5 separate regions of the Homo sapiens genome follow, and all the other regions are linked to region 4. Evidence: chromatin loops called from intact Hi-C (ENCODE). Cell type or tissue: ascending aorta. All regions are shown on one strand.

Region 1 (5,000 bases), 62 kb before region 4:
CAAGGGTCTGACAGTCCTTAACACTAGGTCCTGAATCACAGGCCCTATGAACCCTTGTCTCCAACAAATCCATCAGCTTACCTCCTAACTACATTTAGAACCCAGCCATTTCTACCATCGTAGCCCAAGCCATTTTCTCTCACCTGGATCATCGCAATAACTGTCTAACTGGCCTCCCTGCTTCTGCTATTGCCCCTCTAGTCTAGACAGAGCAACCACAGTGATCATCTTAACGTTGGTCCAAAACCCTCTAGTGGCTTCTCATCTCGCTAATGTGGTACAATGGCAAGTCCATAGACATACTGCTCCTCCCCTCCCCCTAACCCCTGAATTCATCTCCTTCATTCCAGCCACACAGCCCTCTTTATGGCCTCAGACTCATTAAGCACATTTGAGGTTCAGGGTCTTCATGTTTGCAATCCCCTGTGCCTGGAAGGCCCTTTCCCCAAGAGCTGCATGGTTTTCTTCCTCCTTTAGGTCTTCCTGTTGTCTTCTCAATGAGGCTTTTCGTGACTACTTTACATACATCTAGGAACCTATTGTCCCCACCCCCTGCATTCCATCCCCCTCTTCCTCCTCTGTTTCTCCATAACACTTATCACCATCTGAAATTTGTCTCCACAAGCAATCCTGTAAAATCCATGGGGTTAGTGACTCTGTTTTGCTAATATATGCCTGGCACCAAGAAGAGAGTCTAATGTGGCACTCAATCCTTTGTTTATCAAATAAACAGATAAATAAGCCCTTGAGGCCAGAGATCCTAGAACTCAGAATATGTTCTACCAACAATGAAAGAAGGGAAACCATTTTCTTACAGTGGCAGAAACAATGAATTAATCTTTCAAATTATGCTGGTTTCATACAAACATAGAAAGTGAAAGTTCTCCATAATAACACTCCTCACAGAGATCACTCCTATATATGGTCCTCCCAGCTTGCTTTTCTACACATACTAAACACACACGTCTCTAAAATGCTTTATGTAGTCTCATACACTTTTACTTTCCTTTAGTAGAACTTGGACATGTTTCCATAACTTACTTAACCCATCCTCTATTGATGATGCAGGTATTTAAGGTTATTGCCAGCTTTTTACAACAACAATGCTGCTTTGAGTAAAATTATTGGCTTAAAGAGCAGGAACATTTCAAACCTTAAGAGATTTCCAAATTGACTTCCCAAAAATTCCAATTATACTCCCACCAAGTCCATGGAAGTGTGTTTCCCACCACCCAATTAAAACTACTACATTGTCCGCTTCCATGAATTGGGGCTCCTTGGTTCACCCGCTTTTGACTGGCCAACCCCTTCTTCATCCTCTTTCTAGATCTTCACTGCATCCTCAGCCCTCTGTTATTTTATCTCAATACATGCTCCTGCGGAGAGCAGATCTCTCCCAATATAATTACGGCCCAAAGAGTCAATTGTGGGAGGGCCCTTTCAATGATTAAATGGTAGAAGCTTAGGCCGGGCGCAGTGGCTCACGCCTGTAATCCCAACACTGTGGGAGGCCGAGGTGGACGGATCACCTGAGGAGAGGAGTTTGAGACCAGCCTGACCAATATGGTGAAACCCCATCTCTACTAAAAATACAAAAATTAGTCAGGCGTGGTGGCGTGTGCCTGTAATCTCAGCTACTCAGGAGGCTGAGGCAGGAAAATCGCTGGAACCCGGGAGGCAAAGATTGCAGTGAGCCGAGATCGTGCCACTGCACTCCATCTCACAAAAAAACAAAAACAAAACAAAACCTAACACTACTGCATTGGCTGAGACATACCAAAGGGCGTTAGAACTAGTCTCAGTCAGGAGTTAATCCAGAGACTCAAACTTTCTCATCAGTATTTGTCTTATTCTTGGCGTTTTGTTTGGCTACATTTTCACCTACTGAATGCAGCAGTGGGAAACATGGCTGCAAGCTGCTCCAGCCTCCTTCCAGCTCTCTGACTCCAAATTCTCAAGGCAAAAGGACCTTCCTATTTGGCTTTCCCTGAAAACAACTCCAGATGCTGGCAGGCCCAGCCTGGATATTTACTCTTCCCTAGACTAATCACTTTGACTAAAGAGGCAACTTTACTTGTAAAAACCTTTGTGGCTTTTGGCCAGGCATGGTGACTCACGCCTGTAATTCCAGCACTCTGGGAGGCCGAGGTGGGTGAATTGGCAGCTCAACCAAAACCTCAAAGAATGAGGGAGAGGAGTGGCTGGGCGAAGGGGTGTCTGCTCTAAGAAGGGGAAAAGGAAACTGGACAGATAACAGCTCAATGGTCCACTGGACTTGGAGAGTTATTGTAACACACTTTGAAAATGGAACACTATTGTCCTGTCCCAGTATAAACTTCAGTGTAGTTGAAAGCAGGCTATGTGCTGAAGTTTTGCTAGCCAAGGTCTTGACAAGAATACAGTGGGAGGAGAAGTCCCAGAGGAGGGGGCCAATGCGACCAGGGGGGCACAGCACAACCGTATCTCATGCTAAAAATATCAGACTCTAATGGAAGGGAACAAAGTTGATGTCTCAGAAGTCACAGAGGATGTTTGGATGAGTTGTACGTGGGAGTATTTTTCCAAGTCTTAGCACATAGAAACCACATCTGTCTCAGGAACACTTAACCAGGTCTTTTAGGACAAATCAAAGAACTTATCACTTGATACAGGTAATTTTTGGAACAAATTAGCCAACAAAGTGGTTCAGATTGAAAATATTATAGAACATTTAAGATAAATCCATAGATGCAAAAATCCATAATGAGAAGCTCTGAATGACCGTGTGACACTATGAAGTCTGTCCCGGAGGACAACTGCACTGGTCTTCCAGGACCCTCACTCTAGCCTTGTCAGGGGCAAAATATTGAGTAGATTAAGAGTCTCTCTACCTTTAGGGTTTACTTGTTTTTCAAGTAATATCTGACAAACAGACGAATCTGCAAAAGGGAGATCAAATCATCTTCAATAGTAGCATAATGTAAATCGATGATCTCAAAGCTTGGTTCATGGTCACTTTGGAATCTCCAAGCCCTTTCAGGAGATTCATAATGTCAGAACTATTTTCAAATGATGTGAAGCTGCTTGTGGTAGTCAGCGTCCAAAGATGCCTCCAGTCACCCTCACCTCTTGGTATTCAGGCTCTTGTGTGATCCCCTTCCCCATTCTATGAGGGTTGGTCTGTGTGATCAATAGAATGTTGCAGAAAAGTGACAGCATATCACTTCCAAGGTTAGGTTGTAAAATCCTTTATGGCTTTTGGCCAGACATGGTGACTCATGTCTGTAATCCCAGCACTCTGGGAGGCCGAGGTGGGTGGATCACCCGAGGTCAGGAGTTCGAGACCAGCCTGGCCAATGTGGTGAAACCCTGTCTCTACTAAAAATACAAAAATTAGCCGGGCATGGTGGTGGGTGCCTGTAATCCCAGCTACTCGGGAGGCTGAGGCACAAGAATCGCTTGAACCTGGAGGCAGAGGTTGCAGTGAGCCGAGATTGTGCCACTGTGTTCTAGCCTGGGTGACAGAGTGAGACTCCATCTCAGAAAAAAAGAAAAAAAGAAAAACCTTTGTGGCTTTTGTCTCATGCTTGGATCACTCACTTGAGGAGGAGTGGACTACAGTTTAGAACTTCTAAGTTCTGGTATTTTGTTGTGTTGGATACATGCACTAATTCCTGAAAAAAGGAGAAGTATTGGAAAGAACAATGGGCTGGCAGTCTGAAGACCTGAGTTCAAATGCCTCTTAGGCTTACATACATTGTGAGACCTCAGAAATGCCACATAGGCTGTCTTGAGTTTTTTCATCTAGGAGGGAAAGATGCCTGGACCAAAGTGAGATCCTTCTAGGAAGGAGGAAGAAAAAGGATGTTTGGAAGGCAATCTGCAATGTCCACATTGGAGCTCCCCAGTCATTCTATTGCCTACTGTATACCAGCACTTTCCATGTGTTATCTTTTAATAGCACCTCGGTGAGGAAGGTATTCTTATCTCCACTGACAGGTGAGGGAACTGAGACTCAAAGGAGTTCAGCCCCAGGGTATATGTGCAAGTACATGGCTTCAGTCTGACTCCAAAGCCAGGGTCCTTTCCATTGATCACACTCTACTGCCTGCAAGGCACAGAGCTGGGACAAGACTGTGGACCAGTATACCTCTGGATCACCTAAAGCTTACCAAAAGACTATAACATCTTCAAAAGCAACCTCATTGAATAATAGTGATAACCATTAGATGAGCACCTACTACGTGCTTGAACATTGAAAGTTGCATTAAAGGTCTATGTCCCTCCTTGGTCAGTCTTCTGCCAGAGCCGAGACAGCAGCAATGGCATAGAAGAAATCTGCCAATTTCATGTCATCTTATTCTCCAGCACTCACAAACCTCTCAGAAGTGTGGTCCGGCCTCGAACCTGTATTGCCTGACCACTAGTCTGAACCCTTTGTCACCTGCACTGTGGCTCCCATATGTGGTGTTATAGATCTGCAAAGCTAAAAGTGAACAAAAATTTGCACTCTTATTTTCTGTGTCAATTAAGAATAACTCCAGCTGCAGTAACATATGGCCGAATAAATGCCAGCTTATGTGACGCAGATGTGTCTCATTATCTCGTGGAAAAGAAGACAGGGCTCTGGGTTAGTATGTCCCCTGGCCTTTGTCTCATAATGGCAATCTGGCTACCATGGCAGTTCCAAGCACCACATCCTCATACAACTGCTTTTGAAGGTTGGAAGCAGGGAGCAACAACACAGGACAGAGGTTTTATCTTTGCAAGTTTTCCCTCATCAGGGAAGAAAAATCTTTTCCAAAAGCACCCCCCACCAACCCACCCCGCATCTCATTGGCTAGAGGTGACCATGGGGCTACTCCTAACTACTAAGAAATTGCTTCGAGGAAGTGGACCAGGCAGAGAGGACTGGGAGTGGCTTTGAAGTAGCCAACCAGGGGTGGGTTTTGTAAGCAAGTCCTTTCTGTATCTTTTTCTTAGGTTTCTGTGAGATCTTCCTGCCTCTTCCCTCAGTTTCT
Region 2 (5,000 bases), 350 kb before region 4:
AGGAGGAACTGTTTATTGTGGCCACATGAGCAACTGTAGCTGCAAGGACTGGGAAGTAGAGTTTTACAGCTGGGCACATTCCTGCTCAAACAAAAATCAAGATCCTCTTTGTGAGGAAGAGGAGAAGATAAAAATCGGGTAAGCTACTACATTAGGGGGTAGCGATGTTAGGTACAGTTACCCCTAGTGACTTTCCAAAGAGATTTTCTTGGAAGGCTCTTTTGTTCCCTTGAACTCATTGATGAGTTTTGTAATGCGGGTTTAATATAGGAAAGCTGAAGTGCTCCATAAGAGGTGGAGAAAAGACAAAATTCCCAGGCAGTTTTGGAGAGGAAAGAGTGAGTTGTAGGCCGGTGCAGTGGCTCATGCCTGTAATCCCAGCACTTTGGGAGGCCAAGGCGGATGGATCACCTGAGGTCAGCAGTTCAAGACCAGCCTGGCCAACATGGTGAAACCTTGTCTCTACTAAAAACACAAAAATTAGCCGAGCATGGTGGCAGGCGCCTGTAATCCCAGCTACTTGGGAGGCTGAGGCAAGAGAATCTCTTGAACTGGGAGATGGGGGTTGCAGTGAGATGAGATCGTGCCATTGCAGTCCAGCCTGGGTGAAAAGAGTGAAACTCTGTCTCAAAAAAAAAAAAAAAGTGAGTTGTAAACTTGCCCTAGGCAGAGGCTACAGACTAAGGGTCAGTAGGAAATGAGGCTAGAGAAAGCTAAATGTAAGAAACAAAGTATAGGAAAAGCCATCTATTTTTAAACTGATGGCTTGATGGGGGTTGTTATGGACTAAATGTTTGTGCCCTTCCCAAATTCCTTCGTTGAAGTCCTACCCCTCAATGTGATGGTGTTTGGAGACGGGGCCTTTGGGAGGTAATTAGGGTTAGATGAGGTCGTGAGGGTGGGGCCCTCATGGTGGGATTGGTGCTTTCGTAAGAGATGCCACGTCTCTCAACAAACTGTTGAGTAAAAAGTAAAATAAGAGACTCTAGAGACCTTGACCTCCTGCCCTTCATGTGAGGACACAGTGAGAAGACAAAACAGTCTCCTGCAAGCTAGGAAGCAGGGCCCTCACCAGACACCGAACTGGCCAGCACCTTGATCTTGGACTTCCCAATCTCCAGACTGAAAAATAAATTTCTGTTGTTTGATCCACCTAGTCTATGATATTTTGTTATGGCAGCCCAAGCAGACAAAAACAGGAATAATTGTCTTGGAGATACCTGCATTTTAGAAAAGGAGTCCTAATATTTCAAAGAATTGGCCAGAGTGGCATAGTGGAAAGAGTATGGATTTGGAAGTCATATGACTTGCACTCCCATCTATAAATTGTAGGAATTTGCAGGATTGTTTTTTGCTGCAATGAGCCTCAATTTCCTTATTTGGAAAAAAGTAGACAGTTAATACTTACCTTGAAGACTCCTGTCAGTAAATAATCAGATAATGGACCGGACACCTAGCTCATGGAAGAAGCACCATCCAGGTTGGCCACAATTAGCCACATCTGGCATATCTGTCTTTGTATCCCCCACTGAGCCCAGCAAGGTGCAATGCACACAGATGCTCACTGAGTAGCTTTGAAACAGGCTACTTGGGCAGAGCTATAGAGATGGAGGGGGCTTTCTCTGAGATCCATGGACCATTAGGGACACTGGTATGAGGCTGGCAGTCTAAGACGATCAAGTCGTCCCTGACCCCAACTTATTTCTAAACCACTGAAGAGTGTCATTGTTCTCTCTTCCTTATGAAAGTGTCCTGTGGAGTCTCCTGTAGTAGAATTGAGTTAAATGTTACAATGTCTTTTCCACTAGCACTTCTGGCAAAAATCGATGAATAACTTCATAACTACCTTAAGGGCACCTCATTTAAGTTTGCAGATCTCTGCTATTTTACAGAACTCTGCTATTAGGGAGAATGAGATTTTAAAGCCTCATTCAGTATCCAGTGAGCACCCACTACGTGCCAGATGCTGGGGATAAGAGACATTCCCTCCACCTGATGGTCCAAACGTTGATCTGTCTGAGAATTGCTGCTCTAAATTCAGGTAATTCTTATCCTTAAGTCCCACCCTTTACAGCCTATTTTACCCTAATCCCTAGGAGAAACCCTTTGGCCAATAGGAAAACACCAAACTAGGCAGCTATGATCCCATACTGAAGGCAGGAGGAGTCACCATAACCTAAGAAAACCAACTTGCTCTTTATTCCATCTGGCCCCAGGATTCCTCTAACGCTAGAGGGCAGTCGGGTCCCATGGACCTAAGGAAGTCGGCCTGCTCTTCCTCAATGCCCAGCAAATTATCCCCTCCCGATCCTCAGGCTGCTCTCCTGGAAATGAAGTGCTGGATCAGTAAAATAACTTCCAGAGATCCTCTTCCTTACAGGGTAAGAGCACAGGCCTTTTCAGTTTAGAGGCAGAATAGGGTTTGGACCTTGATTCTAACACCTACTAGTTGTTTGACCTGGGGAAAGTGTCTTAACTTCTCTGAATTTTGATGATACGTATCCATAAATGGTTTTGCGAGAGTAAATGTAAAGCACTCAGCACGGTATTCAGCATATGGTTAACCTTTAATAACTATTGGCTGTTACTGTTTATGATTCTAAGGAATGGCTTTCTCTTAGTTTTCAACATTGCTTTTTTTTTTCCCCTTTGAGACAGGGGTCTCACTCTGTCACCCAGACTGGTCTCAAACTCAACTCCTGGACTCAAGCAATCTTTCTATCTCAGCTCCTGAATAGTTAGGATTACAAGTGCATGCCACCGCACCAGGCCCTACGTTTCTCTTTTATTTAAAGTCCAAGCATCAATTCCTAGGACATAAAGTGAGGACATTCTTAGGACAGATCTACTATGTACTAAGCACCATGTACTAAGCATCATAGTAAGGGGGCTAGATGAATTATGCATGATGCCACAATAATCTGAGTAGGGGAATTGTTACCCCTATTTTACAGGTATAGAACCTAAAGATCAGTAAATTCCCCAAGATCACACTGTAGCGGAGGAACCTGGATTTGAACCCAAGACAACAGAGCTTCAAAACTCTTCACCACCACAGGGGGCATAGCAGTAGTGTTTTCCCAGAAGCTTCTTGTACCTTATCCCAAAGGCAAGTTGTAAGGCTGAAGAAGGAGGTTGCCATAGCTACTAACTGGACCCCTTTTCACGTAATCAGATCCTCAGTCTGCCCCAGTTTTGCAAGAGGAGCTGCTTGTCTGGAAACTCTCCTCAACACCTGCCCCTGGAGGGAGCCGACTGTGTCTGAATTATTTAGAGAGTCTCTAGACACTTGATATAATGAGCAGGTGTGGATGCTTCTCTGACTTCCCCCACATGCCTTTACTTACCTCCTTTCCCCTCCCCCAAGTTGCCTATGAGGAAAAAGGAGGCATCATCCGTTTCCTCACTGTAGATGTGTCTGCCTCATCTTCATTTTTCATCCCGAAGTCTGTTTGTAAGAAGTGGACCACTTTCTTTGCAAATATCAAAAATCATATTGATTTCCATTGAAATTGGTGGTGTAAATTGACCCTAACTAGTAAATGCATAACTTGGCCAGGAGTGGTGGCTCATGCCTGTAATTCCAGCATCTTGGGAGGCCAAGGCAGGAGGATCGCTTGAGCCCAGGAGTCTGAGACCAGTCTAAACAATATAGTGAGACCCTGTATCTAATTTTTTTATATTTTTTATTTTTTTTTGAGACTGAGTCTCGCTCTCTTGCCCAGGCTGGAGTGCAGTATCACGATCTCGACTCACTGCAACATCTGCCTCCCGGGTTCAAGCGACTCTTCTGGCTCAGCCTCCTAAGTAGCTGGGACTACAGGTGCGCGCCACCATGCTCAGCTAATTTTTGTGTTTTTAGTAGAGACGGGGTTTCGCTATGTTGGCCAGGTTGGTCTTGAGCTCCCAGCCTCATGATCGGCCTACCTCAGACTCCCAAAGTGCTGGGATTACAGGCATGAGCCACGGCACCCAGCCAAAATTCTTGTTTTTGAAGAATATTTACTGACGTGGAGACGAGACGCACTAGAAAATATTGAATAGGAAAAAACTAAGCTATAAAACAGTATAAATAAAATTTCTCAATTATATATATTTAGTTGGAAAAAGACTGGAAGACAATGTATCAAATAATATTATGGGCTGGGCACAGTGGCTCACAACTGTAATCACAGCACTTTGGGAAGCTGAGGCTGGAGTATCACTTGAGGACAGGGGTTCAAGACAAACCTAGGCAACATATCAAGACCCTATGTCTACAAAATTGTTTTTTTACTTAGCCAGACATGTTATGTGTATCTGTAGTCCTGGCTACTTAGGAGGCTGAGGCGGGAGGGTCTCCTGAGACCAGGAGGTCAAAGCTACAGTGAGCAATAATCAAGCCATTGCACTTCAGCCTGGGTGACAGAGTGAGACCCTGTCTCAAAAAAAAAAAAAAGATATGTGTATATATATATATATATATATATGTATGTGTATATATATATATATATATGTGTATATATATATATGTGTATATATATATATATGTGTATATATATATATATATATATATATATATATATATATAGAGAGAGAGAGAGAGAGAGAGAGAGAGAGAGAGAGAGAGACTCTCGCTCTGTTTTCCAGGCTGGAGTGTAGTGGCGCGATCTCGGCTCACCACAACCTCTGCCTCCCGGGTTCAAGTGACTCTCCTGCCTCAGCCTCCTGAGTAGCTGGAACTACAGGCACACACCACCATGCTCGGCTAATGAGTGATTTCTACTGAGCAGTGAGACAAGTGAGTTTTATTTGTCATTATACTTTTCTAAGTTTTCTACTTTATTTTAAAATTTTCATAGCTATTAATATTTCTTTCTATGGGAATTATTGGTGCAGACCAGGCATGGTGGTTCACACCTGTAATCCCAGCACTGGGAAGCCTAGGCAGAGGATTGCTTGAGCCCAGGAGTTTGAGACTAGCCTGGGCAATATGGTGAGACCCTGTCTCTACAAAAAGA
Region 3 (5,000 bases), 110 kb after region 4:
TTATACACGTGTAAATATTCATTAATGTTTATACTTAATATGATTGCTCTTAACTGCATTTATTTTATATTTCAACAGAGCAAAAGAAAACATGAAAGAACTAGATATGCAAAAAAATAAAATGACATACCAAGTATAGTGGTGCATGCCTGTAGCCCTAGCTTCTTGGGAAGCTGAGATGGGAGCATTGCTTCTGCTTAGGCATTTGAGTTATGCCTGGGTAACATAGGGAGACCCCATGTCTAAATAGAAATAAAAACAAGACACATAGAGAAGTTTGAGAATAAAATATAGACAACAGAATAAAACCCCACATTAACATAAATCTTGGAATTCTCTGAAAGTTGTATAACAGTAAATGTTACTACATATATATAGAAATAAATTCAAAGGTAAATAATACCAGCATAACAATATAAAATATTTTAAAATATTAAATGAACATTTTGCAACTAAAAATACACTAACTATAGCGAATTGCTTAATGAATGGGTTTAATACCAGATATTTCATAGCTAAATAATTCATAAATTGGAAAATAAATGAGAAAACAACATACAGTCTTAAGAAAAAAATATAGAGAAAAGGCAATGAAGAAGCTTATAGAGCTTAGGTTGAAATTAGACTTCCCAAGGAGAGATAAGATAGAATGGAGAAGAAGCTATTGAACAGATAAACACCTGGAATTTTTCAGAGCAGATTAAAGATATTGGGTTACATATTGGAGGAGAACTATGAGCCTGAAACCAGATATAAGAAAACATGTTTAGGCAGAAAATATTCAAAAGACTATAAAACACATATTAAAGAAAGTTCCTAAAAATTGAAAGAGAACAAAATGCATTTCCTTTCAAAGTAACAATACTATTGCTAACTTCTAAATAAAAGCAATGAAATTCAGAAGATGATAGAATAATATCATCTAAATGCTAAAAGGAAATAACTGCCAGTCTATAATACTTTATCCAGCAAAAAAAATTCTTTAATGATGAAGAAAAGAAAACCAGACAGGACTTCGATAAGAAAATACAGGACTTGAACAATACTATAATCAGTTGGACCTAACAGACACATGCAAAGCACTCCACACAACAGTAACAAAAAACCACATTTTTCTCAATGCATATGGAAACTTCTCCAAGATGCAACATATGTTAGTAATATATGAGTTTTAAAAAGTTATTTAGGCAGATAGTGAGAGCACAGGAGTCCTCAGTAAGGTTTTCCTTTTAATGAAAAGCAGCCCAAAATACTTTCTTTTCCTACAAATAGCAGACTGTAAAATGACTTGCAGACATAGAGAAACAAGCTGGAAGCTTGCACTGGTGAATGCCATCAGTTGTGCTAATAAGAAAAGGCTGCCTGGGACTGGGCACATTCAAAATGTCAGTTCCATCTTCCCTTCTCTTTGCCAGCCACATGTACAGTAAGGAGCAGGGAACATGGCATTAGTCAAGCAAAGATCCCATTTGCATAATAAGACGATTAGGATGGGATGGCCAGCTTCCCCATGCACTATGTAAACCTCACCCCTGGTCCAACCAATCTGTGGGCTCTATGTAAATTAGACACTGCTTCCTCAAGCCTGTCTGTAAAATCTGGTTCACTCTGCCATGGGGCAGAATTCTTATTTGGACGCCCCCTCTCTCACAAGAGAGAGAGCTATTCTCCTTTCTCTTTCTTTGGAAATAAAACTTCTACTCCTAAACTCACTCCTTGTGTGTGTCCATGCCCTTAGACTTCTTGTTGCAAGACGATGAACCTCAGGTATTTACCTTAGACAACAATGCATCTTCATACTGGGGGTGTGTCCAGGATCCCAAGGTACTTTCATTGGAATGTTGAATACAGGAGTGAAACTCAACTCTGTCCTTTCATTTCAAGGCTCTCAGCCTCCATTTTAGAATCAAATCATACCAAATACTGGGCTCCCTTCAGTCATTTAAAAATAATTAGCATGGCTGCCAGCTTTACAAGACATGGGGGAGAGGCTTGCTGGGGAAAACATGTAGAATCCCCCAGTACCCACACGTTGCTGGGCATATTGGCCATGTTTGAACCAGTTTTCTTTCAGAGGACCTAGCAATTGAATGGGGCTGGAAAAAGTTCTGAAGCAACTGAGGATTTCTGGCGGAAGCTACTCCCTGGTGTTGTTCAAAGGATTTGGACTGACCTCATCCTCTGACTGCCTGACAGAGTGTCAGCAACAGGATCTCCAGCTTTCATACTATAATTTCCTCCATTCCTGTCTGCAACCACCATGTCTCCCATCCTCTCTCTCTTTGTATGCAATGCCACAGCAATTTTACAGTTCAGGGAAGTAATCTTGTTAGGTAAGATCAGGAAATGCCATAGTAACTGAAGGTGTAGCTCAAGGGAATGCCGTTGTAATTTTCTAGGAATAGAGGGTCCCTCATCACAGTGAAGTCACTCTCTGCCCTTGGTCTGGAGAGCATATGGCATTTCCAGGTAACACTCTACCCTTGTCTGGAGAGCACATGGCATTTGAAGTTCACTCTCTGCCCTTGGTATGGAGAGCACATGACATGTCATGGTCACCCTGTGCCCTTAGTCTAGAGATCACATGGCATTTCAAGGTCAACAGCGCCACCTAGTGGGATGGGAATTCTCTCCATGAAGCACATTGTTGGTCCTCTGCCAAAACACTCTAGCCTCCAAATTCTCCTCCCTTTTTGTGCCCCTCTGCTAGAGACCAGGCTTCATGCTGCTTCTGTGAACAGGAAAACTCTGCCTTCAACAACAATTAGGAGTAAAATGTCCTCCAAAGACAAAGTTGTTTAGTTTCGATACTGTCCCATCAACTAGAAAACTGCCATTTGGTCCCTATGTTCTTTTAAGGCACCTATTCTGCCTCCAATTAAAATGGTACTGAAATAGTAAGGGGATTTTTTTTCTTTTTCTTTTTTAATTAAATTAATTATACTTTAAATTCTAGGGTACATGTGCACAACGTGCAGGTTTGTTACATATGTATACATGTGCCATGTTGGTGTGCTGCACCCATTAACTCGTCATTTACATTAGGTATATTTCCTAATGCTATCCCTCTCCCCTACCCCCACCCCATGACAGGCCCCAGTGTGTGATGTTCCCCTTCCTGTTCCAAGTGTTCTCACTGTTCAATTCCCACCTATGACTGAGAACATGTGGTGTTGGGTTTTTTGTTCTTGTGATTGATAGTTTGCTGAGAATGATGGTTTCCAGCTTCATCCATGTCACTACAAAGGACATGAACTCATCCTTTTTTATGGCTGCATAGTATTCCATGGTGTCTATGTGCCACATTTTCTTACTCCAGTCTATCATTGATGGACATTTGGGTTTGTTCCAAGTCTTTGCTATTGTAAATATACGTGTGCATGTGCCTTTATAGCAGCATAATTTATAATCCTTTGGGTATACGCCCAGTAGTGGAATGGCTGGGTCAAATGATATTTCTAGTTCTAGATCCTTTCTGCACAGCAAAAGAAACTACCATCAGAGTGAACAGGCAACCTACAGAATGGGAGAAAATTTTTGCAACCCTCTTGTCTGACAAAGGGCTAATATCCAGGATCTACAGAGAACTCAAACAAATTTACAAGAAAAAAAACAAACAACCCCATCAACAAGTGGGCAAAGGATACGAACAGACACTTCTCAAAAGAAGACATTTATGCAGCCAACAGACACATGAAAAAATGCTCATCATCACTGGCCATCAGAGAAATGCAAACCAAAACCACAGTGAGATACCATCTCACACCAGTTAGAATGGCAATCAGCAAGGGGATTTCAAGTTTGGAAGTTAATTGGAACCATTCTCTAAGGGTAAACGCTTTAACATGGGCCATAATAAGCAGGATATAGAGTTCAATCTAGCATGCACTATCCATTAAAGGAGCCTTGCTCAAATGCAAATATTATAGTTTTTCCCAAGATCCATCCTTCTAGGAGCCACAGAGGCCACATAAGTCTAGGAAGTCAAAGGGAAATCACAAGTGGAGGACTAGAGTCACATGGGTAAGCATGACTAATCTCAATTGCTTAGTTCCTCTGGTCCTGTATTTTTAAATGGCTGCAGGGTTGCAAGAATGCAGCCATGGGCAGCACATTAAATAAGGTGCTGGTACTCAGGAGCCAAGGAGGGAAATCAGTAGGTGGAGCATGCCACCACTGTCTTCCCCTCCACCCTAGGTCACACCAATAGGAAGGAGACTAAAGGGACATCTTTTTCATGCTTCCATTTCTAGATGAGTAACAGATCATCTTCGGCCTGTAGTCCTCTGGAGTGCATTTGAAAACACTGGGACTCTTTTTACCCTGAGATATGAAGAAAAGTGGCTTTTTTTTTCCCACAAAGGTGTGGCCTTCTTACCCACTTGAAACAGCCTAAACTGTGGAAGGAAGCTTTAATTTAAATTGTGTCCAAGAATTAGATCTTTTCTCCATATGGGAGGGAAAATGGCCCAAGGTCCATTATATACAAGATTTCTTTGCCCTATGAGAAAACCCAGACCTTTGCAAGCATTGCACAATTCACCCAGCCCTTCTAGCAATCATATCAGGAAGGCCCAAAGGGAATGATTCCCCAAGACTAGAAAAGCAACTTCCAGAGTGTATTAGTCTGTTTTTCACACTGCTGATAAAGATGATATACCCAAGACTAGGCAATTTACAAAAGAAAGAAAGAGGTTTAATTGGACTCACAGTTTCACATGGCTTGGGAGACCTCACAATCATGGTGGAAGGCAAGGAGGAGCAAGTCATATCTTACATGGATGGTGTCAGGCAAAGAGAAGAACATGTGCAGGGAAATTCCTCTTTTTAAAACTATCAGATCTCATGACACTTATTCACTATGACAAGAACAGCACAGGAACAACCTGCCCCCATGATTCAATTACCTCCCAGCAGGTCCCTCCCACAATACATGTGAATTCAAGATGAAATTTGTGTGGGGACACAGCCGAACCATATAATTCCACCACTGGTCCCTC
Region 4 (5,000 bases):
AGTGGGCCAGGGCTGGCAGGGGATGTGTGTGGAGGGAGAAGTTTGGGTCACATATGTGAGGGACTTTCTCCTCTGTGATAACATTTACTCCAAAAAAGTTGAATTTGATTAAACATATATTTTAGTATTAAAACTAAATATTTTGTGCTAAGTCAAATGAGAATACATTGAGCCACAGCATGACACAGTCTGATTCATGTTTAAAATATCATTCTAGGCCAGGCACTCTGGCCCATGCCTATAATCCTAGCGCTTTGGGAGTCCGAGGCTGGAGGATCACTTGAGGCTGGGACTTTGAGACCAGCCTGGGCAACACAGCAAGACTCTGTCTCTACAAAATAATGACAAAATCAGCGGGGGATGGTGGCACACCTGTAGTCCTAGCCACTCAGGAGGCCGAGGCAGGAGGATTTATCTATTGAGGCCAGTAGTTCGAGGTTACAGTTACCTGTGATTGCACCACTGTACTCCAGCCTGGGTGACAGAGTGAGTCCCTGTCTCTAAAAAACAAAAAATATCACTCTGATATTTTGAATAGAGGCCATCACTTTGGCCTAAGCATGGCATGGCTTGGACCTGGGGGAGGTGGGGAGGTGAGAAGGGGTCAGATGGAGGATAGATTTACAGGTATAGCTGATGAGAGACTACCTCCCTGTCACCGTCCACTGCTTAGAAAGTGGAGCCCTCAGGGAAAGAGGCAGGCTCTGCCTGTCTTATCTTGTTCTGGGTCACCCAGCATGACAGGAGGAAGGTGGGGAAGACAAGGCCTGGCTTGCCCAGTCCCTGGGCCTGAACATCAACAGTTCACAAAGCACTTGCGTGTCCCATCCTTACCACCAAACTGTGAACCAGGCAAGGAAAGTACTGTTACCTCTGTGTTATAGGTGAGGAGACCCAAGTGCCTGGCCTTGAGAATCAGGAAGTATTTATAGACAGGGAAAGCACTGTGAGATCGTCGGGAATGAATAACACTATGATTCCTGCTTGTGCAAGCAATGTTTGTGGCCCATACAAGGGGGACCCGGCTGAGTTCTTCATGGTTGGCTTGTGGTTGACATTTTTTTTTCTCTAAATTTTCTCTGGACATAATGCTGCTGATGGAATTTATAAAGAGATAGAGCATTCTCATTCCACTGGATTAGGCCAAAAAGTAATTGAGCTACTGAAGCTATTTAGAAGAAGAGCCTCTGATTGCATTGAAGCAGCAGCCAGCTCTGACTACAAAGACATCTCAGTTTCACTGTGCTGGCAGCAGGTCTGTGGCTGATTTAGGAGAGGGCTTTGAGATCATTTCTATCCATCCTTCAAATCAGCAGTGTCTGCCTGGAGGAGGTTCCTGGTGAAGTTATTTTTAACTTCTGTCATGTCCTAATCAATTTTTCAAACATTCTTTACAGCTTAGACCATGCTCAGCCTCCAAGCAGCCTTGTCATCGACAAAGAATCTGAAGTTTACAAGATGCTTCAGGAGAAACAGGAGTTGAATGAGCCCCCGAAACAGTCCACGTCTTTCTTGGTTTTGCAGGAAATCCTGGAGTCTGAAGAAAAAGGTAATCAGCTCCATCTGCAGTCAGAGGCTCTTGTTCAAGGTCAGATGTGAGAGTCAGTCATTGTGGAAGCACAGGTGAACACACTCTGGAGCCTGCTTTGGAGGGCATGGGCTTTTAAAATGCTGAAATTCTTTAAAAAGAGATAGAGGGAGAGAGAGAGAGAGAGAGGAAGAGAGTGCTGACCACATTTTCCCATCTGGGTCTGTATTTAAGAAACTCCAGGCCTGGCCAACTGTGTCCTGTCACATGTGCAAGAGGATGCTAAGGTTGGGGTGAGCCTGACTGCTGTGGGAGCCTGTTGGTCTGTCCCTTGGCCATTTATTTGCTTTGAGCCCAGAAACAATACCTTGGTAGTGGCTGAGGAACTTCAGTGATGAAGGCCATGGGCAATGAGCAGCAGAATGAGAATGAATTAGTGCTCGGTGAAGCCAGGGGCTGGCTTTGCTTGGGGGCATGTGTTTGCATTTGCTCTAAGGTGGGTGGCCTCTTGAGGGCCCAAGAGCTCCCCCTTGTGGCCATGTTCTTATTCTGTGACCTTTGGCAAATCTCAACCTTCCCAGGTCTGTTTTCTCATCTGTCCATCAGGGATAAAACTCCTTTCCTCTAAGATTATCATGGTCATGAAATGGCATAAGTTGTGTAAAACATCCATCATCGTAACTGAGTACTCGCTTCATAGTTATTGTGGTGTTTGAAATGTCATGAAGAGGCTTTCTTGTCCTTGGGGTGAGCTTTGATGTTGAGGCACCCAGGGTCACCCCGTAGGGTTCTGCAGGTCTCAGGAGACATGCTTCTCACTGAAGACATTATGTAACGTACATTTATTATGATCATGTTTAAGTGGACAGTGGTAAAAGTATCTTCACTTAATAACAATGCTATACGTCGAGAAATTGTGACAGGTGGATGTATTGAAGAAGGGATGCTTTATTCCCCTCACAAAGATGATCAGCAGCCCTCACACCCGCTTCTTCCCTGGTAGTTCCTCATCAGCACCTCCTGTGATGCTCATGGGCAGTCTTTTCCAGAGAGCTGGGTTTTGTACCCTTTCCTGGTCCCTGTGATGCCCAGTCCTCCACACTCTCTCTTCCTTTCTTGAGGCTTGGGCACTTCAGTGGGGTCTTGTTTTCTATGCCCTCTATCTCTCTCATGGACCCATCTGCAAAGAGACAGTGGATGCTCCAGTGAGGGGACACCTTGTGATGGTGAGTGTGAGACCTGCCTCAGCCAGGCTGCAAAGGGATTGGCATGTTGGCTGAGAGGCTTGTGCCCTCTGGAAGATGAACCTCCCTCCTCAAAGTCCGCAGCCGAAGATTCAGCTTCCTGGGGAGCCCTTTCTGATAAGAAAGTTCTCTTCTGAACACACCCGACACCTGGGCTTCCTCCCCATTTGTGTGATTTCTTTAGAGAGAGTGGCAGTTTACAACCATAGGAAATTAGGAAACCATGGGCCATGTGTTTGCATGTGCTTCTTTTATGCTAAAATGATACTGTTCTACCACTGCTTTCCTCTTTTGCTTGGAGTAGCTGAGCAGCTGGGAAGTAATGAGCCATACTTCGTATCAAGTTCCAGTATTAGCTTTGCCTGACAAACAACTTGGGGGCCAACCCTTGAGGATGATAGCTTTGTAAAAACATGTGAGAAACCACAACTTATTTCACTCTTACGTGGATGTGAAACCCTTCAATGAGAGGCAAGGTCAAGTTCATCCGTGCCCAACTAGACATGCTGCAGAGCTCATCTCAGCTCACAGAGAAGGACCTGAGCATGGATTTGGAAGCTCCATGCTCTTCAAGATCTGGACTCCTATCCGGCACTCCAGCACCCAAATTTGTGGCTTCTATTCCCAAGGTTACTTCGTGGTCCTGGTTAGCAGCTGGTGTTCCAACCATCATGCTTACCCCCAGGTGACAGGGAGGAAGAAGGGAGATAATGCTAACCGGGGAGTTCCAATTTCAGATGAGCCAGCTTTCTCCTTCCCAGAAGTCCCACACTACTCTTCCATTTTATTGACCATGATTTAGTCACCTGGCTACACCTAGTTAAACGAGAGTCTGGGAATTAGGATTCTTTTTAAAAAAAATTTTAGCCCTTAGTCTGGATGGTTCTTGCCCCAAAGAGAATCAAGATTCTGCTGGAAGGGAAGAGGGAGATAGCAAATCTTGTAGTTTCTCCTGTATCTCTTACTGTGTACCCGCATTAAATCTTTACTGACAGTAACAGGATAAATTCCATTCTAAACATTCTTTACATGCAGAAGGCTCTTCGGGGAAGGAACCCAAATGCCTGTTTGTTTTTGTTTTTGTTTTTGTTTGAGACAGGGTCTTGCTCTGTTGCCCAGGCTGGAGTGCAGTGGCATGATCTCGGCTCACTGCTACCTCCGCTTCTCAGGTTGCAGCGATTCTCCTGCCTCAGCCTCCCAAGTATCTGAGATTACAGATGTGTACCACCATGCCCAGATAATTTTTGTATTTTTAATAGAGATGGGGTTTCTCCATGTTGGCCAGGGTGGTCTTGAACTTGTGACCTCAGGTGATCTGCCCACCTGGACCTCCCAAAGCGCTGGGATTACAGATGTGAGCCACTGCACCCGGCCCCAAATGCCTGTTTTTATTTGAGATAAAATGGTGAAAGGTTAAGGTAGTAAAAGCAGTTGATGAGAGGTCCTGTCATTCAGAAACGCCTCTGGTTCAGAAAGCAGTGCTGCAGGGCAGAAAGAGCACTGGCATCCAGGATCTGCCTCTGACCTGCTGTGACACCTCCAGCAAGTTGCTTGCCTTTCTAAGCTCTAGTTTCTGCACAGATCCATTGAAGCTAATAGCCAGGACCTCATGGGATTGTTTACAGGGTTAAGTAAAGCCACGTCTGTAAACTGCCAGGTGCACAGTGAGTAAGGCCCCTCCCTGAAGGAAGCTTGGCTACAGCAGTATTTGGTCATAAACCTTGAAGACCCAACACAAGCTGTCTCATTTTGGGTAAAATTCAGCTTCTAGACTAGGAGAAAGGGGCCCTTGGTTCCTCACCTTCATCTTGTTCTGGATCAAATTCCAAAACTTGCAGGCAGAAGAAGCCGTTATATTAAGAAAAATGGTGAAATATACTTAATATAAAATTTACCATCTTAACAAATTTTAAGTGTACAATTTAGTGGTATTAAGTACATTTATGTGATTGTGCTACTATCACCACCATCCATCCATAGAACTCTTTTATTTTGCAAAACTGAAACTATTCCCATTAAAGAGTATTTCACCATTCCTCTCTCCTTCCAGCTCCTGGTAACCACCCTCCTGCTTGTCTCTATGAATTTGACTACTCTAAATACCTTGTATAAGTGGTGTCATGCAGTAGTTGTCCTTTTGGTCCTGGCTTAGTTCACTTAGCTTAATATCCTCGGGGTTCATCCATGTAGCATGTGTCAGAAATTCTTTCCATTTTAAGGCAGAGTAT
Region 5 (5,000 bases), 88 kb before region 4:
CTCTGAGTGGATCTCACTGACTGTGGGGGTCCCAGGCAGGCGTTCTCTGGCCCTGACCCCACCCTTGCCTCCTCTGCCAGAGGCTTCTATCTATAACACTGACCACCTCGCCTTGTCACCAAGGGCCAGTCCCTCCCTGTCTCTCAGCCTCCCCCATTTGAGTTGGTCAGATCGTCCCACCCCACGATCAGTAGCTTCTCCACTGGCCCTACCTTCCCCACACAAAACCTACTCCCTAGCACCTACTTCCCAGGCCTCCCTTCACATGAATGGAGACGGTGGTGTCCACACGCCATCTTCAGGCATCCACCAAGATAGCTTCTTGCAGCTGCCGCTGGGGAGCTCTGATAGTGTCATCTCCCAGCTTAGTGATGCCTTTAGCAGCCAGAGCAAGAGGCAGCCATGGCGCGAAGAGAGTGGACAATATGAGAGGAAAGCAGAGAGGGGGGCAGGCGAAAGAGGCCCTGGTGGACCCAAGATCTCTAAGAAGAGCTGCTTGAAGCCTTCAGACGTGGTCAGGTGCCTGAGTACTGAACAGAGACTCTCAGATCTCAACACCCCTGAGGAGAGCCGGCCCGGCAAGCCCCTGGGTAGCGCTTTTCCAGGAAGTGAGGCTGAGCAGACAGAGCGGCATAGAGGTGGCGAGCAGGCGGGGAGGAAAGCTGCTCGGAGAGGTGGGAGCCAGGTAGGACTGCAGCATGCCGCGTGTGCACTTGGCGTCTCACTTGGCAGGGTGGGCTGCACGTCTCGCCCCTGGTCCATCTACGGAGGCCAAGTGAATGCTGGTGAGACCATTTGCTTGCCTCAGGAGCAAAGAGATGGCCCCAGAGGGAATGGGAGGACATGAATTCAGGTGCCAGGACTGGATACAGTTGGAGGGAAAGGACAGGCTATATCTGGCCACTTGAGGTCATTTGGAAGTTATCTCTACTTTGAATGCCTCCTGGCCTGCTGCAAGGGCCTCTGAGAAGGCAGACCTTCCTCACATCCCATGTATGCCTTAGAGATGACCCTCAGTTTGCTTTGACTAACACAGCTGAGAACACCAGGCTTTGGTGTGGTGTGGTTTGCTTTTATGTAAGATGCACTTTGTTTCCATAACCCATGGTGCTCTGCTAGTGCTCGGCTCTGTCAGGTCTTTGTCCTGTCTCGTGTTTGTGTGGGAGCGCGGGGCCTTTGTTTGCTATGAAACAAAGGTGTTTTGGTTCTGGAGAGGAGAATGCAGGTCTCCTGGGGCCCTGACTGACATGGGGTATCCTCGAATAGCCATGCCAGGTTTTGGGGTGAGTGTACCATCTTCTCTCTGGGTCAGCTACAAAGACCCAGAGAGCATTTGGACAAAGGTAGCCTTAGGGTGTTTTGAGACCTGAAAATTTTTTTGGAGAAATGAACTTAGCAACTAAACAAATCACAATTCTGATTTTGGCTATGCTGTTGACTACTGCGAAAGTCAAAGACTTTCGGCAACTTCTCAGAAGCAACCAGGTTTGAATGCCAGCTCCACCTCTTACAGTCTAGTGACTTGGGAGTTGCTTCCCCTGTCTGAGACTCAGTTTCCTCATCTGTAAAATGGAGATGATAGCACCTACCTCAAAGAGTGGTTGATTACAAGGGCTTATGATCCTGGGAACATGGTCAGCACTTTATAAACGGAAGCTATAGAGCCACCATCTTGGGTGATCTAGAATTGCTTCTAGAACTGAGAATATTTTTAGAACTTCCTTAGACCCAGATTGAGTTCCTGAAGATGTCTCCAAGCCATTTATTAAGTATCTAGTATGTCTGATGTCCACAGTAAATAGTGCTTAACCCTTAGGCTTGCAACCTCAGTTTCCCTTTGAGGCTGTAGTTATTCAGTCTATGAATAAGGCCTGCAGGTACCAGCCTCTGGGCAGAATACAAAGGTCATTTGTCTCTCCTCTTGAGAACCCTAAGTTCAAGGCTCCTCAAAACAAGGAGGAGCCTAGCAATATCACCAGGGCAATAATAGAGGCATGCTTGGGGGACACAGGAGCACAGAGGCTTGAGACACACTAGGCCAGACTTCCAGCTCCAGCCAAGCACATGTGGGCCCATGGGTGGGCCAGCACATCAGGAGTGGGGATCACTGAGGGTGAGCCGGCATGGGGCAGTTTATAAGAAATCAGGCTTAGCCTTTTGCTAGAAAGCCACTTAACCTCTCACATGCTAAGCAGGAGTGGAAGCAGTCCATCCCTTGTAGGGCAGTCATAAGGATTCAGTGAGGTAATTCATGGAAGTCGGTGCTTGGCATGTGCCAAGGCTCCATATGTGGGGTCACCCGCTGCTGTGGAGGGCTGTAGGAAAGCAGTAATACCTGGCAAAGGCTTTGCCTGGCCCTGGAACAGGTTGAGGAAGGAATAGAAGAGATGGTGAAGTGGCTAGTTGAAAAGAATTAAACGTTTCTGACACAGGAACAATTCTATAAACATTCTAAGTCAACCCAAGGCACCCGGGGACATCCTTATCGTCAGTGTTGAGTCATCATCCCGGCCCAATTCCAGGATCCTGTGTGTATAGGAAGTGCGCACGGTGCCGGATCTCCGAGTAAGGTTAGGGGTATACGCTTCCTGCTTCCTAAGGCAGGATAGGAGGGGAGTAGCTGGCAACACTGAAGATTATGTTGATTGGAAAGCCAGGCTTGTTGAAACTTGGTGTTCCTTTCTTGGTGGGCCTCCAGACCCCAAGTGTACCACTTCCTGTCCCCTCCCTTCCTCCTGCCCTCCTGGCACAAGCCCCTTCTCCATGGGTGTGCACAGGCTGTGGCCTGGGGCTCGCTCCCCCTTGAGAGCTGGCATTTGTGTGAAAAGGGCTGCTGCCCACACCTCCCCTTCAGCCCCCTCACTTTCCCCTCCTGTGGCTGGAGCAGGAGCTGACAACTCTGGAAACGGGGTCCTTCAGAAGGGGCTCCTGTGTCTTGGGCCCCCTTTGGGTGACAGACATGCTAAAAATGGGAAGGACTTGTATGACAACTGTTCTCTGGCAGCCCCATCAGGATGACGTGACCACAGGCTGTGTTGCTTATTTGGAAAAATGCATTCCAGACCAGTTTGTGTATCAAGAAAATTGTCAGCCATTATTCTCCTTGCTGAACTAAAGAGCTGAAACAAAAGTTCACTTTTATTGTAGGTATTGGGGAGGTAGGTTGAGAATCTGACCAATAATGGGAGGGAATTTTACCTGAGAACCTTAAATGAAAAGATATTCTGAAATGTTATGATCATTTATTCTTTGAAGCATTTAGGATATTCCAGGTACTTAGCTGCAAGAGATAGAGAGGGGTGAACATCATCAGGGCTTCCATTTAGATGTAACTTCTAGGAAGCTGTTGGGGCCAAGGGAAAGTTTCCCTCTTATCCTTGAAGTTTCCCTAAAAATTACTGACAAGAAGCAAAAATTTTTTTCTTTCTTTTTTTTTTTTTGAGACAGGGTCTCACTCTGTCACCCAGGCTGGAGTGCAGTGGCACAATCTCATTGCAACCTCTGCCCCCAGGTTCAAGACTCCTTCAACCTCAGCCTCCTCAAGTAGCTGGGACTACAGGCACATGCCACCATGCCCAGGTAATTTTTGTATTGTTTGGTAGAGACGGGGTTTCACCATGTTGGCCAGGCTGGTCTCATACTCCTGACCTCAGGTGATCCTCCCGCCTCGGCCTCCTCGGATTACAGGCATGAGCCACCACGCCCGGCCAAGAAGCAAATTAATAGGAGAAAAGGCATACAGATTTATTCGATCATAGTTTTATGTGACACGGGAGCCTTCAGAATGAAGACCCAACCAATGGGGTGCAGAAGCTTATACCATCTTGAGGTTACAGAAGAGTGGGGGCTCAGAGGATGGCCAAAGACAGGTTATGGTGGTAAATCAGATTTTAAGCAGCAAGACACGTTATGGGAGGGAGAAAAGCAAGGCTTGGCTAGCAAAGGGGTCTTGTTATTTAGATGAAAGCTCACAGGTAGCAGCCTCGGAGAGAATAGATGGTAAATGTTCCTTTTAGGCCTTTAAAGGTGTCAGACTGCCAGTTAATCTTTTCTAGATCTAGACAAGGGAAAGCCTCAGAGAAAACCTGGCTGCATCAATGCAGATTTTTCTCTACAAATACAAATCTCCTGCACAAAAGACAGCTTTGCAGAGCTACCTCTTTTTGCTGGCTCTCTGACAGCCATGTCAAAATATGTCAAAAAAATATATTTTGGGGTAAAATATTCTGATTTCCTTTAACACCTTTCCTGACAGCCTCCCCCACCCCTGCATGAGTGGATTAGTGCTCTGACTTTGGGCTGCCATAGCCCCTGCAATGGTCTGTGTGAGCCTCTCTCAGCCCCCTTTGCTTCCCTGTGTTCCCATACAGTATCAGTGCTCCAAAGGCGGGACCGTGATACCTAATGTATGGAAGGCACTTCAGTGAATGTTTGTTGAATGAAAGAAAAGGCAAGCCAGACATGGTGGCTTACACCTGTAATCCCAGCACTTTGGGAGCCTGAGGCAGGCGGATCACTTGAGGTCAGGAGTTCAAGACCAGCCAGCATGACGAAACCCCATCTCTTCTAAAAATACAAAAATCTCTTCTAAAAAAATACAAAAATCAGCTGAGTGTGGTGGTGCATGCCTGTAATCCTAGCTACTTGGTAGGCTGAGGTGGGAGAATCACTTGAACCCAGGAAGCGGAGGTTGCAGTGAGCAGAGATAGGGCCACTGCACTCCAGCCTGGGTGACAGAGCAAGACCCCATCTCAAAAAAAAAAAAAAGACAAACAATGACTGACTCCAACTAAAGGAGTTTAGGATCTTCACCGGGGGAGTAAGACCTGTTCCCAAATAGTTACAATGCAAATAAGGAAAGAGAGTCACAAACAGTACATCCTGGAAGATCAAGATGGGGAGAAATAATAACCGGGAAGGAAGGTGGTTGTCTGGAGACTTCAGGAAAAAAAAATGCCAGGCAGGGTGTCAGAGCCCCAGTATGAGGAGGTGGTTGACTT

What was found. Hi-C counts contacts between places; a loop is a spot of excess contacts. Peaks named below come from ENCODE experiments on the same cell type or tissue, not always from the same donor. Only the 100,000 strongest peaks of a DNase experiment are listed, where the experiment ranks them.
Region 1: a loop joins it to region 4, with 2.5 times the contacts of the local background. A loop is called at or near these places in 27 of 110 quality-filtered maps.
Region 2: it touches region 4 in a loop (2.5-fold over the local background); 28 of 110 quality-filtered maps call a loop at or near these places.
Region 3: a loop joins it to region 4, with 2.7 times the contacts of the local background. A loop is called at or near these places in 31 of 110 quality-filtered maps.
Region 5: a loop joins it to region 4, with 2.7 times the contacts of the local background. A loop is called at or near these places in 8 of 110 quality-filtered maps.

What each region holds. Positions count from the first base shown.
Region 1 is chr10:95,306,057-95,311,056 of GRCh38, reverse strand. No RefSeq gene overlaps it. Among named protein-coding and RNA genes, the nearest start is that of PDLIM1, 18 kb to the right of the region's middle. RefSeq lists an enhancer at 727-906. In ascending aorta, no CTCF peak of the experiment used is centred here; a DNase peak (open chromatin) is centred at 2,106; H3K27ac peaks cover 3,850 bases.
Region 2 is chr10:95,598,557-95,603,556 of GRCh38, reverse strand. No RefSeq gene overlaps it. Among named protein-coding and RNA genes, the nearest start is that of SORBS1, 40 kb to the right of the region's middle. In ascending aorta, a CTCF peak has its summit at 2,215 (motif pointing right); a DNase peak (open chromatin) is centred at 2,256; H3K27ac peaks cover 439 bases.
Region 3 is chr10:95,130,722-95,135,721 of GRCh38, reverse strand. LOC107984257 (a long non-coding RNA gene) reads left to right here. Exons shown (of 10, transcript XR_007062253.1): 7 at 1-5,000. Among named protein-coding and RNA genes, the nearest start is that of ACSM6, 61 kb to the left of the region's middle. In ascending aorta, a CTCF peak has its summit at 2,599 (motif pointing left); a DNase peak (open chromatin) is centred at 2,611.
Region 4 is chr10:95,243,764-95,248,763 of GRCh38, reverse strand. It overlaps PDLIM1 (PDZ and LIM domain 1), which reads left to right. Exons shown (of 7, transcript NM_020992.4): 5 at 1,398-1,549. Among named protein-coding and RNA genes, the nearest start is that of PDLIM1, 45 kb to the left of the region's middle. RefSeq lists an enhancer at 3,292-3,351. In ascending aorta, a CTCF peak has its summit at 2,054 (motif pointing left); a DNase peak (open chromatin) is centred at 2,023; H3K27ac peaks cover 2,080 bases.
Region 5 is chr10:95,332,206-95,337,205 of GRCh38, reverse strand. It overlaps SORBS1 (sorbin and SH3 domain containing 1), which reads left to right. Exons shown (of 33, transcript NM_001034954.3): 30 at 1-685. Among named protein-coding and RNA genes, the nearest start is that of PDLIM1, 44 kb to the right of the region's middle. In ascending aorta, no CTCF peak of the experiment used is centred here; DNase peaks (open chromatin) are centred at 2,515 and 2,985; H3K4me3 peaks cover 644 bases; H3K27ac peaks cover 5,000 bases.